2 separate regions of the Homo sapiens genome follow, and region 2 is linked to region 1. Evidence: read pairs that join two places in POLR2A ChIA-PET (ENCODE). Cell type or tissue: GM12878. All regions are shown on one strand.

Evidence for each region. Peaks named below come from ENCODE experiments on the same cell type or tissue, not always from the same donor. Only the 100,000 strongest peaks of a DNase experiment are listed, where the experiment ranks them.
Region 2: POLR2A ChIA-PET joins it to region 1 with 9 read pairs; 2 of 35 experiments call an interaction of 5 or more read pairs at or near these places.

The regions. Positions count from the first base shown.
Region 1 is chr3:98,224,896-98,232,895 of GRCh38, reverse strand. No RefSeq gene overlaps it. Among named protein-coding and RNA genes, the nearest start is that of OR5H6, 35 kb to the left of the region's middle. In GM12878, no CTCF peak of the experiment used is centred here; a DNase peak (open chromatin) is centred at 258.
Region 2 is chr3:98,537,592-98,545,591 of GRCh38, reverse strand. No RefSeq gene overlaps it. Among named protein-coding and RNA genes, the nearest start is that of GPR15, 9.6 kb to the right of the region's middle. In GM12878, no CTCF peak of the experiment used is centred here; a DNase peak (open chromatin) is centred at 4,991; H3K4me3 peaks cover 1,150 bases; H3K27ac peaks cover 6,296 bases.

The DNA of each region.
Region 1 (8,000 bases):
TATAGTAATAGGATTGCTAGTAATAGTATCGCTGGGTCAAATGGTAGCTCTGTTTCAAGTTCTTTGAAAAATTTACAGACTGCTTTCCACAGTGGCTAAAGTAATTTATGTTCCCACCAACAGTATATATGTGTTCCCTTTTTCTGCAGCCTCTCCAACATCTGTCTTTTTTTTTTTTTTTTTTTTTTTTTTGACTGGTGTGAGATGGTATCTCATTGTGGTTTTGATTTGCATTTTCTCTGATGAGTAGCGATAATGACCATTTTTTCATATGTTTTTTGACCACTTGTATGTCTTCTTTTAAGAAGTGTCTGTCATATTTGCTCATTTCTTAATGGGGGTATTTATTTATTTATTCTCATTGATTTAAGTTCCTTATAGATTGTAGATATTAGACCTTTGTTGGATACACAGTTTGCAAATATTTTCTCCCTTTATGTAGGTTGTTTTTATTCTCTATTGATAGTTTCTTTTGCTGTGCAAAAGTTCTTTAATTAGGTCCCACTTGTCAATTTTTGTTTTCGTTGCAATTGATTTTGTGGACTTAACCAAAAGTGCTTTACCAAGGCCAACATTAAGAGGGGTATTTCCTAGGGTTTCTTCTAGGATATTTATAGTATGAGGTCTTACGTTTAAAAACTTAATCCACCTTGAGTAAGTTTTTGTATATGTTGAAAGGTAAGGGTTCAGTTTTGTTCTTCTGCTTCAGGCTAGCCAGTTATCCTATCACCATTTATTGACTACAGAATCTTTTAACCACTGCATGTTTACCTTGAACTTGAAGGTCAGATGGTTGTAAGTGTGTGACTATCTTTCTGAGTTTTCTACTCTTTTCCATTGGTCTATGTGTCTGGTTTTGTACAAGTACTATGCTGGCTTAAAGGAAATCAGTGCGTGTAGAAATTAAGCAATTTTTAATGGCTTTAGTGAGAGCAATTTTCCTTAAGTAATAGAATAAACATCATCAAATAAGAAGTGAATGGGAAACAAGTAGCACAATAGTGTGGGAATGAGATAGAGTACTCAAAGGTATGTGAACACTTAGCATTAGTCTGCTGCTCATAGACTAATGTAATATTTTTTCTCCTGTAGAGTATTGAAAAGTTCTCAAGAGAAAAGATAGATTGAGATGAGAGAAGAGGAAGATGTTGAAAGGAGAAAAGGGACAGGAAAAGCAGAAACGGAGATTTGTGTGGGTCAAATAAAACAGGAAGGAGGAAGGAAAGATAGGTAGAGAATCATGAAGTCATAGATGGGTAAGCGCAAAAAAGACAAGCCACAAAATAAAAAGAGAGGAAGTATCAGAGATTCATTAAGGCAAAATAGAGGCAAAGACTCAGAAGTTTCGTTTGGATGTGTGCATTGACCCTAGTGTTCATCAATACCAGCTTGAGCTCTGAGTCTTTTGTAAAAAATTAAAAGTTTATTTTTCCTGTGGAATTTGTGTATGATAGTCTTGGACTTGAAATTTTACTCACAAATTTCCCACTGTTCATGAAAATATTGAAACTGAAAGTTTAGTTCATATTTAAATTTTGATCTTCCTTTTTGTTAAAGTAATTAAAACTAAATTTCTCAAGAAACTTTGCTGGTTTTGAGAGCACTTTATTCTCCACCAGCTTTTTGTTTTTGTTTTTGTTTTTTTTGCAGAAAGAAATCAGCCAAAGACTGAATCCTGATACAGAAAATATAAAGAACAAATGGCAGCAATTCCAATTTTAAGTAAATTTTTATATGGAAAACATTTTCTTCCATGCAATCCCAAATCACAAAATAATGAAAAATTCTCAAAAGTTTTTACTGGAATACTTTTAAATTTGTAAGTGCTGAATAAGTTAGGGAAAGTATGTTTTCTGATATGTATATATATATATGTATTACTATTCATATATAAAATGCTGAATAAAAATATATGTATCTCTACATACTGCTGTATATATGTATCTATATAAAAGATATTTAAATTATTGCCAGAAGTTATAGAGAAGTTAATGTTTAATTGGCAGATCTTAAAATTTTAATCAGAATGTGTGATTACACAGAATATACATTTATATCAGAATCATCAGAAAGCTTTTTTATATAAGAACCATAATGAAAGGAAAGTTTAAACTGAGTTTTAAACCATATCACATTCTACTTAGGCCAGGGATGGTGGCTCACACCTGTAATCCCAGCACTCTGGGAGGCCAAGGCGTGTGGATCACCTGAGGTCAGAAGTTCAAGACCAGCCTGGCCATGGTGAAACCCCATCTCTACTAAAAATACAAAAAATTAGCCAGGAGTGGTGGTGTGCACCTGTAATCCCAGCTACTCAGGAGGCTGAGGCAGGAGAATCGCTTGAACCTGGGAGGTGGAGGTTGCAGTGAGCCAAGATTGCACCATTGCACTCCAGCCTAGACAACAAGAGTGAAACTCCGACTAAAAAAAAAAATTCTACTTAACCAGAACTTATCATACAAAGTGATTATAGTTGGGATAACAAGCTAATAAGTCATCATTATAAAAACTCATTTATCGAGAATTTTGCTTATCTAGATTTTAGTCATGATAATAAAACATGAAGATTATTTACTCTTTTTTAATTTGTCCATAATTTTAGCATGCTGTATATTAAATCTAAAATTATTATGAATTACATTGCATTTTAAACTTTAAGAAGAATAACAGATATTATAAAATAATATCTCTTTTACCAATATCATAGGAAATTATGGAGATCCTTTGAAAGAGTTTGGCTTTCTAAAGTAGAGAAAAATATATAATAGTACAGAACTGATAATAACACAGGTAGCAATTCTTTGTACACTGATTCATTTTGGAGGCTTCATTTCCAATCTCAGAAAAATGTTTATATAAACTTGGCTCTATGTGGGTTCAACACAAGGGTTCATCAATTGTATATCTCCACTGTGCCGGGACAGGAAGGTGTAGAGAACTGGAGCATCCCTAAGAGCACCTTAGGATTCCCTGTAGGAGAAAGTGAAGATCTGCAACTGGGCATTGTGGATTTAGATGTGTATAAGAAATGCAGATCATCCTACAGTGTACTATGGACTTCAGAATCATAAACATTAAGTCACTATAAGCCAATTCTTGCTATTAACAATTGAAATTACACTTTATTCCACCATTATCCACAACACATGACACTTCTGACATCTTATGCAAACTTCAGTTTATAAAATTGGATGCTCTGAATGCTGTGATCAGTATAGTGTGATCTCAGCTAGTTAAAACCTGGTTTAAATAAGGCCAAAGATCTAGATTCCCTTCAGAAGCCAGCCCCAAGTAAAATTGTCCTCCTCATGCAAACTGAACCTCAAATTCCAGACATATATCTTCCAGGCAAACTTATATCTGATGAGAAATAAGGGGTTTTACTAGGAAAAGGTCGGGGGAAGAAAAAGGTAAAATAAAGACAAACTTGCAGTGTATTGCCTCTTAGCTGGTGCTGTCACTATGTCTTAATACTGCCATTCTATCATCCTATTCATTAGTGTATATATATATATATATATATATATATATTTTTTTTTTTTTTTTTTTCCAGAGGCCAGGTGTAAGTCTTTGACTGACATTTCCAACTCCTCCTCCTCTCTATATAACCGCCCACTGGGATCTTCTTGCCTTCTACCCACATAGAGGCAATTATCAAGACAGAGGAATTAAAATAGTGAAAGAGTTTAATAGTCATAGAGCTGGCTAAATGGGAGACTAGAGTTTTATTATTACTCAAACAGCCTCTCCAAAAATTCAGAGGCTAGTGTTTTTTAAAGACAATTGTTAGTTTTTAAAGATAGTTGATCGTTTTAAAGATAGTTGTTGGCAGGGGCAAGGAAATGGAAAATGCTGATTGGTTGGTTTAAGGATGAAGTTATAGAGAGTCAAAGCTCTCCTCTTGAGGTGAGTCCAGACGAGCCGGTCTACAAGTCAAAGTGGTGCCTGCTAGTTCATCAGAATACCGGGTCTAAAGATATACCTTGAACACCAAACTCGGATTTGACAATAGTAATGATATCCATAGGAGTAACTGGGCAGAGTAGGAATCCTGTGGCTTCTGGCTGCATGGCTCTTGAACTACAGTTTCTAATCTTGTGATAATTTGTTAGTTTTTCCAATGTGGTCTGGTCCCCAAGGAAGGAGGTGGTTTGTTTTTAGTAAGGACTGTTATGCTCTTCGTTTCAAAGTCAAACTTAAACTAAATTGCTCTAAAAGTTAGTTTGGCCTACACCCATGAATGAAGAAAGAAAGCTTGGATATTAGAAGCACTGTCTAATTATCCTATGTCAGATTCACTGTCATGATCTTCCCATGTGACATTTTTCTGTATAAATTTTTGCAAAGGCAGTTTCATCTATATTTCTCTTTATTATCTTCTACCCGTTAACTCCAAATGTACTAAGCCTTTTGCTCAGTTACCTTTTCACCCATGAGAATAAAAGGAAACTAGACAAATGCCCCATTAAGTCAATTCCTCAGATCAACCAGGTCTGCCTTCTTTAACCACCTTTACACCTTGGTCAATGTCTGAGCTCCATGCAATAATGAAAAATGTCCCTGTTCCAAATAAAAGCCCCAGAAATTTCCTGTAGAATTTAGAATCCTTTTTGGATCATATGATCCAGGACTCTCTGAATTTCACCAATTTATTCAAATGATACTGGAACCTGGTGAAGCCTGCAGCTGAAGCCAAATGTTAGGTAACTAAAATAGATAATAAAGATCCACCCCTCGGCCAGGCGTGGTGGCTGACGCCTGTAATCCCAGCACTTTGGGAGGCCGAGGCAGGCGGATCACGATGTCAGGAGATCGAGACCATCCTGGCTAACACAATGAAACCCCGTCTCTACTAAAAATACAAAAAAATTAGCCAGGCATGGTGGCGGGCGCCTGTAGTCCCAGCTACTTGGGAGGCTGAGGCAGGAGAATGGCGTGAGCCCGGGAGGTGGAGCTTGCAGTGAGCCGAGATCGTGCCACTGCACTCCAGCCTGAGCGACTGAGTGAGACTCTGTCTCAGAGAAAAAAAAAAAAGATCCACCCTTCAATCTTCCAGGAAAACACACCAAAAGCTGAGAAAATAACAAATAATCTTCTAGAACCCATCCCATAATATTTCCTCAATAATTCACTGGTCTGTCATTCAGTCTTGTAAACACAGAAAGAAGAACCAGTTCTGTAAGGCAAGATTAGAAGTACTATTTGTAAAACATTCCGGTCAATCCATGTTGAGTTCAGAAATAGAAAGTACTTATCCTATTTATTAATGGGATTCACCCTAAACCATTAATCTAGTTATAAAATAAACATGGTTTGATAATCCGACCAATTAATACCCAAAATATTTCGCATCTCTGGCACAAAGCCTATTTTATGTTAGATATTTTGAGATCCCATTATAAGAGAAATGTAAAGGAATCTCCATTTGTAGGATGTCTCTCTTTCTGGTCCCCAAAGAGAAGTTTGAGTAAATCACTAAATAGTGGTGAAAGCACTGATTCAGTCTCTGTCACAAACCTTACCTTTGTAAGTGTGGTTATCTTGGCTATCTTGTCCTGACTGTGTCTATCAACACTCTTTTTGTTTGTTTGTTTTGGCAAATAATGACATTTAAATATGAATTCTAAGCACTGTGCCTTTGATATATAAGGCTGATGGTATCATGAATGTTTAGGTAAGTAGCTATGATCAAAATCTTAACAAGCACATGGAAAAGGCTCTGAGAAGTAAAGATTTCTGGTAACATTAGAATCACAACATCGTACCAGATTTAAAGAATCTTTATCAGAAATTTGGTCAAGTATACCCTTTGTAAACAGAATTAAAACATTTACCTATCTCTCCCTAGCTGATCTATCCAGAATTCAGAAACTGAGTATTCTACTTTTGATGACAATATAGGTATTTGTGAAAGTTTAATAAGAATTTGTTCTTCTTGTAAGATAACACATTTGGAAACATTGGTTGTATGACCACAACTTTGACTGGAATGTCATATTGGAGAATGTGTGTAGAATTAGATATGACTAGACAGTTTAAGGAACTGTCTTTATTAAGGAATTGACTTTATGAAGCTAATTATGCCTTGCCTTAGTCCATTCAGTGTTGCCTTAAAGGAATACTTGAAGCTAGGTAATTCATATATAAAAGAAGCTTATTTGGCTTAAAATACTGCAGGCTATAAAAGAAACATTGCACTAACATCTGTTTCTGGTGAGGGCTTCAGCCTGCTTCACTCATGGAGGCAGGTGAAATGGAGTTGGCATGTGCAGCGATCACATGACAAGAGAGGAGGCAAGAGAGGAAGCAAAGGTGTCAGGCACTTTTTAACAATCAGCCATCATAGGAACTAAGAAAGTTAGAACTCACCCATTATTATGGGGGATCCGTACCCATGACTCATACACGTCCCATTCTGTCCTACCTCCAACATTCAGATTCATATTTCACCATGGGATTTGGAGTGGTCCATCCAATCAAATAGCAGCAAGTACCTTCAGAAAAACCGACCTGATATCTGCTCACAAGTTTTCCAGCCTTATTGTTTGAGAGGAAGGTCACTTTCTGGAAGGCTCAGGAAACTGAAAAATATTTTTAGTACCTATTTTGAGTAGAGGAGAGTTTAGCTAATTCTATGGATATTGCAGGTAAACACTGATTTTATGTTCTTGGTATGATTTCATAGCCTGGACAGGCTTTTAAAGTTGAATCCGAGATTATTTATTAAAAGTTCTAACAAGGTAAACTTAAAAAGAGATGATCAATCCTATTCCTACTGCACTTATGTAAATACTCAGTTGAAGTTTAATGAGAGTAGACTTGTTTTGTAAACAAATTAATCTTACTATAACTATATTTGAAAGAAATGGGTGTGACTATAGAGGGAAGATTTATGTTTCAGTAGATAACTGTAATGCACCCATTATTAACTTCTTGTTCTGTCCATTGTCTTTGAGGTTTTATTATCTACCTATAAACTGCCCTATTCCTGAAGCCCTGCAAGCTAGGGCTGGGCAACTTGATATAAACTTCAGAGGACAATCTTCATGCATGCTGCTGTGTGGGCTGCTAAGGAAGTTCACCAAAACATCCAATGACATAAACTAAGCTTGTCCAACATGTGGCCCACAGGCTGCATGCAGCCAAAGATGGCTTTGAATGTGGCCCAACACAAATTAATAAACTTTCTTAAAATATTATGAATTTTTTTGTGATTTTTTTAGCTCATCATTTTTTAGCTATCATTAGTGTTAATGTATTTTATGTGTGGCCCAAGACAATTATTCTTCTTCCAATATGGCCCATGGAAGCTAAGACATTGGACATACCTGACATAAACAGAGACATTCAGATTACTAACCAGAAAAATCATTAGATTGCAACTACCATTTTATTTCATCATCTAAAGTTGCTTTGAGCTTAAATCTAAAAATCTTCTCAACTAACTGCTCTCTGGGCTCAATACTAAATTCACAGATTGTTATAACCATTAACCTTTTCTTTTTATTTGGTTTATTTCTGTTGGTTTGGTTCACTGGCACTTTGGCTATCGAGTATATACCAGTACCTTGTTGTTTTCCTTGTGATAGTCATCACTGTAATCTTCCTGGTATGCTGTATTTTCTCAGTAGTCTTATAGCCATCAAAGTATGCCAGGTTTTCTCACTGTGATTAGAACGGCAAAAAAAGAAAATAAATAAAATATTTAAAAAATAAATAAATAAAAAATAACTGAAAAAGAAGCTTCCTTAAGAGACTAGAAATTATAACTTATGAGTTCTATGCTGAGACAGAGACAAACCAGAAAAAGCGGCCTGTGTGCTTGAGTTTCTGTCAATAATTCATAACTGAGAGGGAGGCTGACCAAAAGGGAAAAAATAATTAATATCATTAAGTAAAAGTTCCTTAGGATGAAGTGGCTCCAGCAAAGTGGGTTCCTGTCTAAGCAAACAGAAATGCAATTCAGTGTAAAAGGTAAAACAAAAGTTAAATTTAAACAA
Region 2 (8,000 bases), 310 kb before region 1:
TATTATTGTAATATAATAAATATACAAAATAAATATTATATTTATATTTTATATAATAGATAAATATATAATAAAATAATATTTGTTTTATGTGATGCATGACATTTATTTCAGCATCCTTTATTTTAACATTTTAAAAAAGTACATACTCATTATAGAACATGTAAAATATTCAGAAAAATATGAAGAAAAACAAATTAAGGATAAAAATAAATTTGCCCTTGGTTCTACTACCTAGAACAGCCATTGTTAACATTTTAATATATTTCCTAAATAAAGTAAGCTGGGATAATTACTCCTTAATGTTAAAAATAAATGTTAGGATTAATACTCTGGTATCATGTTCTTTTATTCAAAATTATGTTTAATTTTTCTCTTTGGTTGTGGGTCAATGATTATTAACTCATTATTTTACCTCATAACATCCTTAACTTCTCTTAAAAGTGATACACAGAAAATGTTGTTTCTTACTTAAAGAAACTTTAAATCAAGTTTCTATGTTTGGGGCAGTTTATAATATACTACATAGAGAAACCCTTATCTCTTAAAACTACAATTGGGAGTTGCTATTAAAACGAGGAAATTATTAACACAAATGTGCCTTCCAAAAGTGTAAATGAAGTTCCCGAAAGACAAGGGCATTGTCTACCAAATTTCTTCTGCACGTGGCCCAAGGCAACTCATTGTCTTAACAAGTAACATTTAATAAAGAAGATGGTAAAAGTTTAAATTCCTAATGTCAGTTTAGGTTCCATATGTCACAGGCACAAAATCTAGAGCGTGAGATTTGGGATTACATTTACTTTTCTTTCTTTGTCGCCATAGATATATAAGAAATCTGTGACCAGAAAAATTTTAAGGGATAGAGAAAATGAGATAATAGAATTTAGTACATATCTACCATTTTTTTGGTTTTAATTTTTTTGAGACGGGCTGTTGCTCTGCTGCCCAGGCTGGAGTGCAGTGACACAATCTTGGCTAACTGCAGCCTTCGCCTCCCAGGTTCAAGCCATATCTACTCTTTCTAAAAAACATTTTCTGGTGAAGGACACTGTCATAGGTGTCATAGCATTTGTGCTTTAGTGTGGACTTGGGTGTTACATTGAGCAAAATAGATAACTGTCCATTTCCTATGTGCAACATACTTTTGAATCAATTACAGGCTTCAAGTGGCCATCAGTAGGATAGAAAATGCCATTTGTGATAGATCACAATTAAGAGATTATATAACAGAAAAGAAAACATGTTACAGTTTTTAGAAAAAGTTATATTTTTAATAAAATGGACTTCCTCTTCCCTCAAGAAACATCTTTTTTTAGTATTAATTGTGAATAGGCAAAGGATTTGTTTATTTGAGATATTTGCTTTGGAAAAAATAAGAAAAATAATTTGAGTGAAAATTATTGCAATTAGGCAAAGGTAGTGGGGAGAGAGAGAAAGAGAAAATCTGGGAATCAGGAAAGAATACAGTGAAGTGGAAAGGCCATGAGCTTTGCGATTACGTAGGTCTGAGCTTAACTGAAATTGGGGTTTCATTTCTGGTTCATTACATTAATAATTATGTGAAACGATTCCTCTGAGGGCTATTTTCTTCATCTATAAAATGGGAATGTTTCCTCAACTATCATTTATTAAACTCTTAGTATGTACCAGGTAATTTTCTGAATTCCTTACATTTTCATCTTAATTAATTAGAGGTACTACTGTTTTCTAAAGCAAGTATAATTGTTCCTATTTTATAGAGAGAAATCAGGCTCAGGAAAGTTATGAAACTTGCTCATCTTCCATAGCTAATAAATGGCAAATTCAGTTCTGTCAGTGTTCTTTAACCACAATGCTATCTTACCCTCCCAATGGTAACAGTTAAGTCATAACAAAAATTATAAATTGATGATTTAAACATTTTATATCATGATAGTTGAGATAACTCTGTTCTTTTTAGGAAGTGCCAGCAATGGAAAATTAGTCAGAATAGCATTTTGACATCTGTCTTATTTCATTTTCTGCTGCTATAACAGAATATCACAGATTAGGTAATTTATAAACCAAAGAAGTTTGTTTGGCTCATGGTTCTGGAAGCTGGGAAATCCAAGAGCATGGTGCTGGTATCTGCTGAGGGTCATCCCATGACTGAAGAGCAGAAGGTGGAAGGGCAAAAGAAAGGGAAACAGACAGCCAAAGTCCCATGATAACTAACCTATTCCCATAATAATGGCCTTAATTCATTCATAGGGTGGAGCCCCGACCCAATCACCTCCTAAAGGTCCCACCTCTCAACACTGTCACAGTGGCAATTAAATTTCAACATGAGTTTTGGCAGGGACACTTAAACCACAGCACTTCATCCCTGTTGCCCCAAAATTCATCTTATTCTTATGTGCAAAATACATTCATTCCATCTTGATAGCCCTCAAAGTCTTAACTCATTCTGGCATCAACTCAAAAGTCTCATCTAAATCAGACACTCAACCTACAATTTATCTTGAGGCTAATACTCTCCAGCTGTGAGCCTGTGAAATGAAAACAAGTAATCTACTTCCACGATACAATGGTGAGATCCGACACAATGGTGAGATAGGCATAGAATAGACATTTCCATTCCAAAAGAGAGAAGCAGGAAAGAAGGGGTAACTGGTCCCAAGCAAGTCCAAAACCCTTCAGGGAAAGCAACATTAAGTCTTAAATTTAGAGAATAGTCTCCTTTGGCTCCATGTCCTGCATCCGGGGCACACTGAGGTGGGAGTTGGGCTCCCAAGGCCTCTGACAGCCCTGTCCCTATGACTTTGCTGGGCTCAGTCCATGCTTTAGCTGTCCCAAGCTGGAGTTTCACACTGGTATCCTATAGTTCTGTAATCTTGGGGGTCACTACACTTCCACAGCTCCACCAGGCATTACACTTTGAAACCTAAATGGAGGCAGTCATGCCTCACAGCTCTTGCATTCTTCATGCTTACAGACTAAATACCACACGGGCATTGCCAAAGCTTATGGCGTGTACCTTCTGGAGCAGTGGGGCTGAGCCAAAACAGAGCAACAGCCTTTATAGAAGTTATCTTCTGATCAATTGTTTGACTTCATAATCCCACTCTCAGTCTCTCTCAAAAGTGCATAGTCACATAAGTTACTTATTATCTAATGTGGAATATAGGTTTGGAGTTTGTGGAAAGATTTATAATACCCTGGCAATAGCCGGTGGAACTCCTGACTATCACACAGTGATTAGAAATCACTATTTTTGGTCCAATACTAGGCATATTGGACCTGAATTCAGAAAAGTTTTCCATTTAAATAGAAAATCAATGTTACACCAAGAAAGGGCTGAAGTAAAGGATATTGCATCAGTTATTTCTCTACTCAAGTACAGCTGGAATGATCAAAAAAGTTAAAGGACAGTGGCAAGATTGCTCCTGATGACTGTAATAGACTCCCTGTCCCTCATAGTTACAGCATATCATAAACAAAAGACATTCAAGCAAAAGTATGAATATAAAAATTTAATATTTAACATTTTAAATGTTTTTCATTTTTATTTTAATCAATGGTGAGATTTTTCTAGCATGTTCAGTTTAGTTCAACAATGATGAGTGCTTGATATGGAAGAAGCCAAGCATATGGCTACAAAAAATGAAGATGTGGCTTCTTCTCTTCCCCCATCCCCAGGGTGGAGGGAGCTCTCTTCCTACCTGGTGGACAGACATGGCACCAGATGAGTCACTATGCAGGATGCAATAGTTGCTGTGCTAAGAGACATTATGGGAGAATAAAGGTCCTGCCTGCATGCTGAAATGTTCATCACCATTTTCAAATTTTAAATGCATAGCAGTTCTAAAACTGTTGCTTTTAAGGAATTGGGTACTTGTAAAGGAAACAGCGGGTCATCCTAGAAAGAAACAGATGATTACTAGGGGAGGTCTCAAGGCCAATGTAGGGATTATACTCACAGATCAGAAACACAGTAATTGAAAAACTAGAGGACCTACAACTCAGAAATGATGTTTTATAATAAATTTAGCTACTATTTTTATCTTGGGTACTTCATTGAAAGCCTAAACTAAATTTTAGCTTTTTTTATTACTACAAAATTAATGCATTTTTTTTTGGAAAATACAAGTAATAATAAATATAAAAATCACTTGTAACTTCACAAAGTTAACATTTTGCTGTATAGGGTTCCAGTATTTTTGCATTCATATATGAATAAAATAGTCACAAATAATGTGGTCATCCTATAGATATAGTTTTGTAGTCTGCTTTTTTCACTTAATTTCATTGGATTTATTATTAAGGTCTTTCCACTTCAGTATATGGTACAGTATTTTTAAAGGCTGCATAGTATTCCATTGTAAGAAAGTGCATGAATTTTAATTTACTCAGTCAATTTGGACATTTGGATTGTTTTCACTTTCCTGCTTTTATGAACAATGCTGCAATAAAAATACATGTGCATATGTCTTTTCACCTGGCCGTAATGATTTTTTAGGGCAAAATCTTGGAAGTGGAATTGCTTTTGATATAGGTTTCTAAATTTTTTCTACAAAGCTTAATCAATTTACACTCAATAAGCTTCCCTCACACCCGCAGACCCAATCCTGGTCAACCTTAGTATTTAATGTTTCACTCTTTGTCAGTTTAATAGGTAAAACCATATTTTGTTTTTTTTAATATTATGTATCATGCTAAATATAAATTTACAAACTTTTTGGCAGTATTCTTTTCTATGTTTGAATTATTATAGGAAAGACACATTGATTTGAAATCCTGAGGACTAAGTTATACAGTTCTGAATTGACTTTTACTCAATTCTTTACTGATTTTCCGATTTTTAAGCTATTTCTATTAACATACACAAGTCAGGTCTGAATTGCATAAACATCTTTTTTATTAGAAATAAGGTAGCCATTCTCATCTATCTTCAAGTGCTCTGAATCTGTATTTTTGCTTTAAACATGAAACCACAGGCCAAGTTTCGTTTCTCATTTACCACTTCTCCACCTGAGTTGTCAGTTTTGCTTTTGCTCTAACTCAAGGCCAAATGAAAGGGCATCTCATTAAATCACTGTGCTGGGCAAGGTTCATGTAAAGTTATCTACTTTGCTTTGCATACTTTTTTTTAGTTTGTCATTTGGAAATAAATTTAAACCTAATACTGTTCAAGATGTGTTCTTGTGTTTAAAATAATGAGTCTATACGTTTAAAGTCTTAAAGATTTTTAAGACTCGAGAGTCTTAACATCTATAAAGACAATGATAGCATTTTCATTTGAGGATGCTAATGTGAACACTTTAAGGAAATGTAACAATGTTTAGGAAATAACCATATCAAAATGACAATTACATAAGTGACTTGTATATGGACTAAGTATGGGCTTCTCCTAAACATTGGAAAAGACCAAGGAAAGTTATTTGACTTGTAATTTTCATTGCATATACCGGGCTCTTCTTGGGTGTCACTATTTCATTCTTTGATTAAAAAAAATAAACAACTATGTGGATTCTAAACTCCATGAAAAACAAGTTCTGCTTCTACCTTTTTAACTCCTATAGAGTCGAATAAAGTGATATACATATATCACTATATATATTTATTGTGAACAAATACAAATATATATATATATATATTTGTTCAACCTTTTTTTTTTTTTTGAGATGGAATTTCGCTCTTGTTGCCCAGGCTGGAGTGCGATGGTGTGATCTCAGCTCACTGCAACCTCCACCTCCCGGCTTCAAGCAATTCTCCTGCCTCAGCCTCCCGAGTAGCTGGGATTACAGGCATTTGGCACCATGCCCAGCTAATTTTGTATTTTTAGTAGAGACAGGGGGTTTCTCCTTGTTGGTCAGGCTGATCTGGAACTCGTGGCCTCAGGTGATCCACCTGCCTTGGCCTCCCAAAATGCTGGGATTATAGGCGTGAGCCATCACGCCCCGCCTCAACTTTTTTTTTTTTTTTTTTTACGTAGAGATGGGGTCTCACTATGTTGACCAGGCTGGTCTCAAACTCTTAGCCTCGAGTGATCCTCCCATCTCGGCCTCCCAAAGTACTGGGATTACAGGCCTGAGCCACTATGTCCAGCCATGTTCAACTCTTTAGTAGAAATTTCAATCCATTTATATGCTTTTTGTAATTGCTGATATATTTATGCATACATATGCCATTTTATTTTGTGTTCTTTATTTACTATGCTTTTTCTTTGCTTTATTTTCTCCTTTCTTGTATTCTGTATTTTGTTAGTGGATAAAATAGTTAAATTCATCTCAAGTACTTCAGTCTGAATATTAACAGCAACATTCAACAGATGCTTTTCAGCTGCAACTGTATACAGTATGTTTGTGTGTTTGTGTATGTGTATAAGAGAAAGAAAGAGGCTGGGTGCAGTGGCTCATGCCTGTAATCCCAGAACTTTGGGAGGCCAAGGTGGGCGGATCACTTGAGGTCAGGAGTTTGAGACCAGCCTGGCCAAAATGGTGAAACTCCATATCTGCTAAAAATACCAAAAAAAAAAAAAAAAAAAAAGGAGCCTAGCATAGTGGCGCATGCCTGTAATCCAGCTACTCGGGAGGCTGAGGCAGGAGAATCACTTGAATCCTGGAGGCGGAGGTTGCAGTGAGTCAAGATCGTGCCTCTGCACTCCAACCTGGATGACAGAATGAGTGAGACTCCATCTCAAAAAAAAAAAAAAAAAAAAAAAAAGAGAAAAAAGATATTTTGTGAATGTGTAACTGCAATATGCCTGTTTTAGAATCCACCAGTTACAATAAAAAGATTTAACAATTTTTATGGTTGTCATAGTGTATTGTGTACGATAGACATTTTGCATTCACAGTTTGATGTTTGAGATTTTGACTGAAACTCCACAGTTGTATGACATAAAAAGCAGACATTTAAACCACTGACCTATGAGGTGATGCGGAATGAGTCACTTAACTAGTGAGTCAGGCCAAACACTTAGGATAGATATCTCCTTTCAACTTTTCTTTTTATACATTTTGCAATAGCTCTGAAAACATTACATTTTATTCAATTTGTATGAAGTAGATTATATGCTATATTGGAGTTGGCAAATTTAGGGATTTGTGAAGGTTTTACAATGGATGGTTATGAAATACAAAGGGTCTATATATACTCTGTAAGGAAAAGAGCAGTATTGCTTGCTGAAGACTTTGCCACAGATTTTTTTAAATTAAAAATAAAGTCTCCAGTCATATGTAATTTTTGATGCATAAAATTTTAATTTCTGAATAAACATCACAATAGTAGTTTATATCTCCTGTTTTGTATATAATTAAGAGCAAACAAAAGAGTGCATTTATAGTATACAGGTCACAAATATGCTAGGCAGGAGCACTTTTTTGTTTTATTTTGAGCTAATAGAAACACAGAAATAAAATATTTTAAATCAGAATTGATAGGGCCGGGCGCGGTGGCTCAAGCCTGTAATCCCAGCACTTTGGGAGGCCGAGGCGGGCGGATCACAAGGTCAGGAGATTGAGATCATCCTGGCTAACACGGTGAAACCCCGTCTCTACTAAAAATACGAAAAAAAATTAGCCGGGCGTGGTGGCGGGCTCCTGTAGCCCCAGCTGCTCGGGAGGCTGAGGCAGGAGAATGGCGTGAACCTGGGAGGCGGAGCTTGCAGGGAGCCGAGATCGCGCCACTGCACTCCAGCCTGGGCGACAGAGCAAGACTCCGTCTCAAAAAAAAAAAAAAAAAAAAAAAAGAATTGATAGGACCTAGCAAGTAAAAATGCTAAATTTCCTATCAATGTTGACAAACATGAGATACTCATAGATGATGTTTAACTCTCTCTAACATGGAAGTGTTAGAAAACTAGTTAATTATTACATATATTTAATTAGCAAATAAGAAAAATCACCGAATAATATCAAATTGATGAACATCTTTTACTAGGTTGGCAGATAATTTTAATAATAATGTGAATATTTTATCGTAGATCCTTAAGCATATGCAGCTAACTCAGAAAGTTTCATTGTGATTTGAAAGTA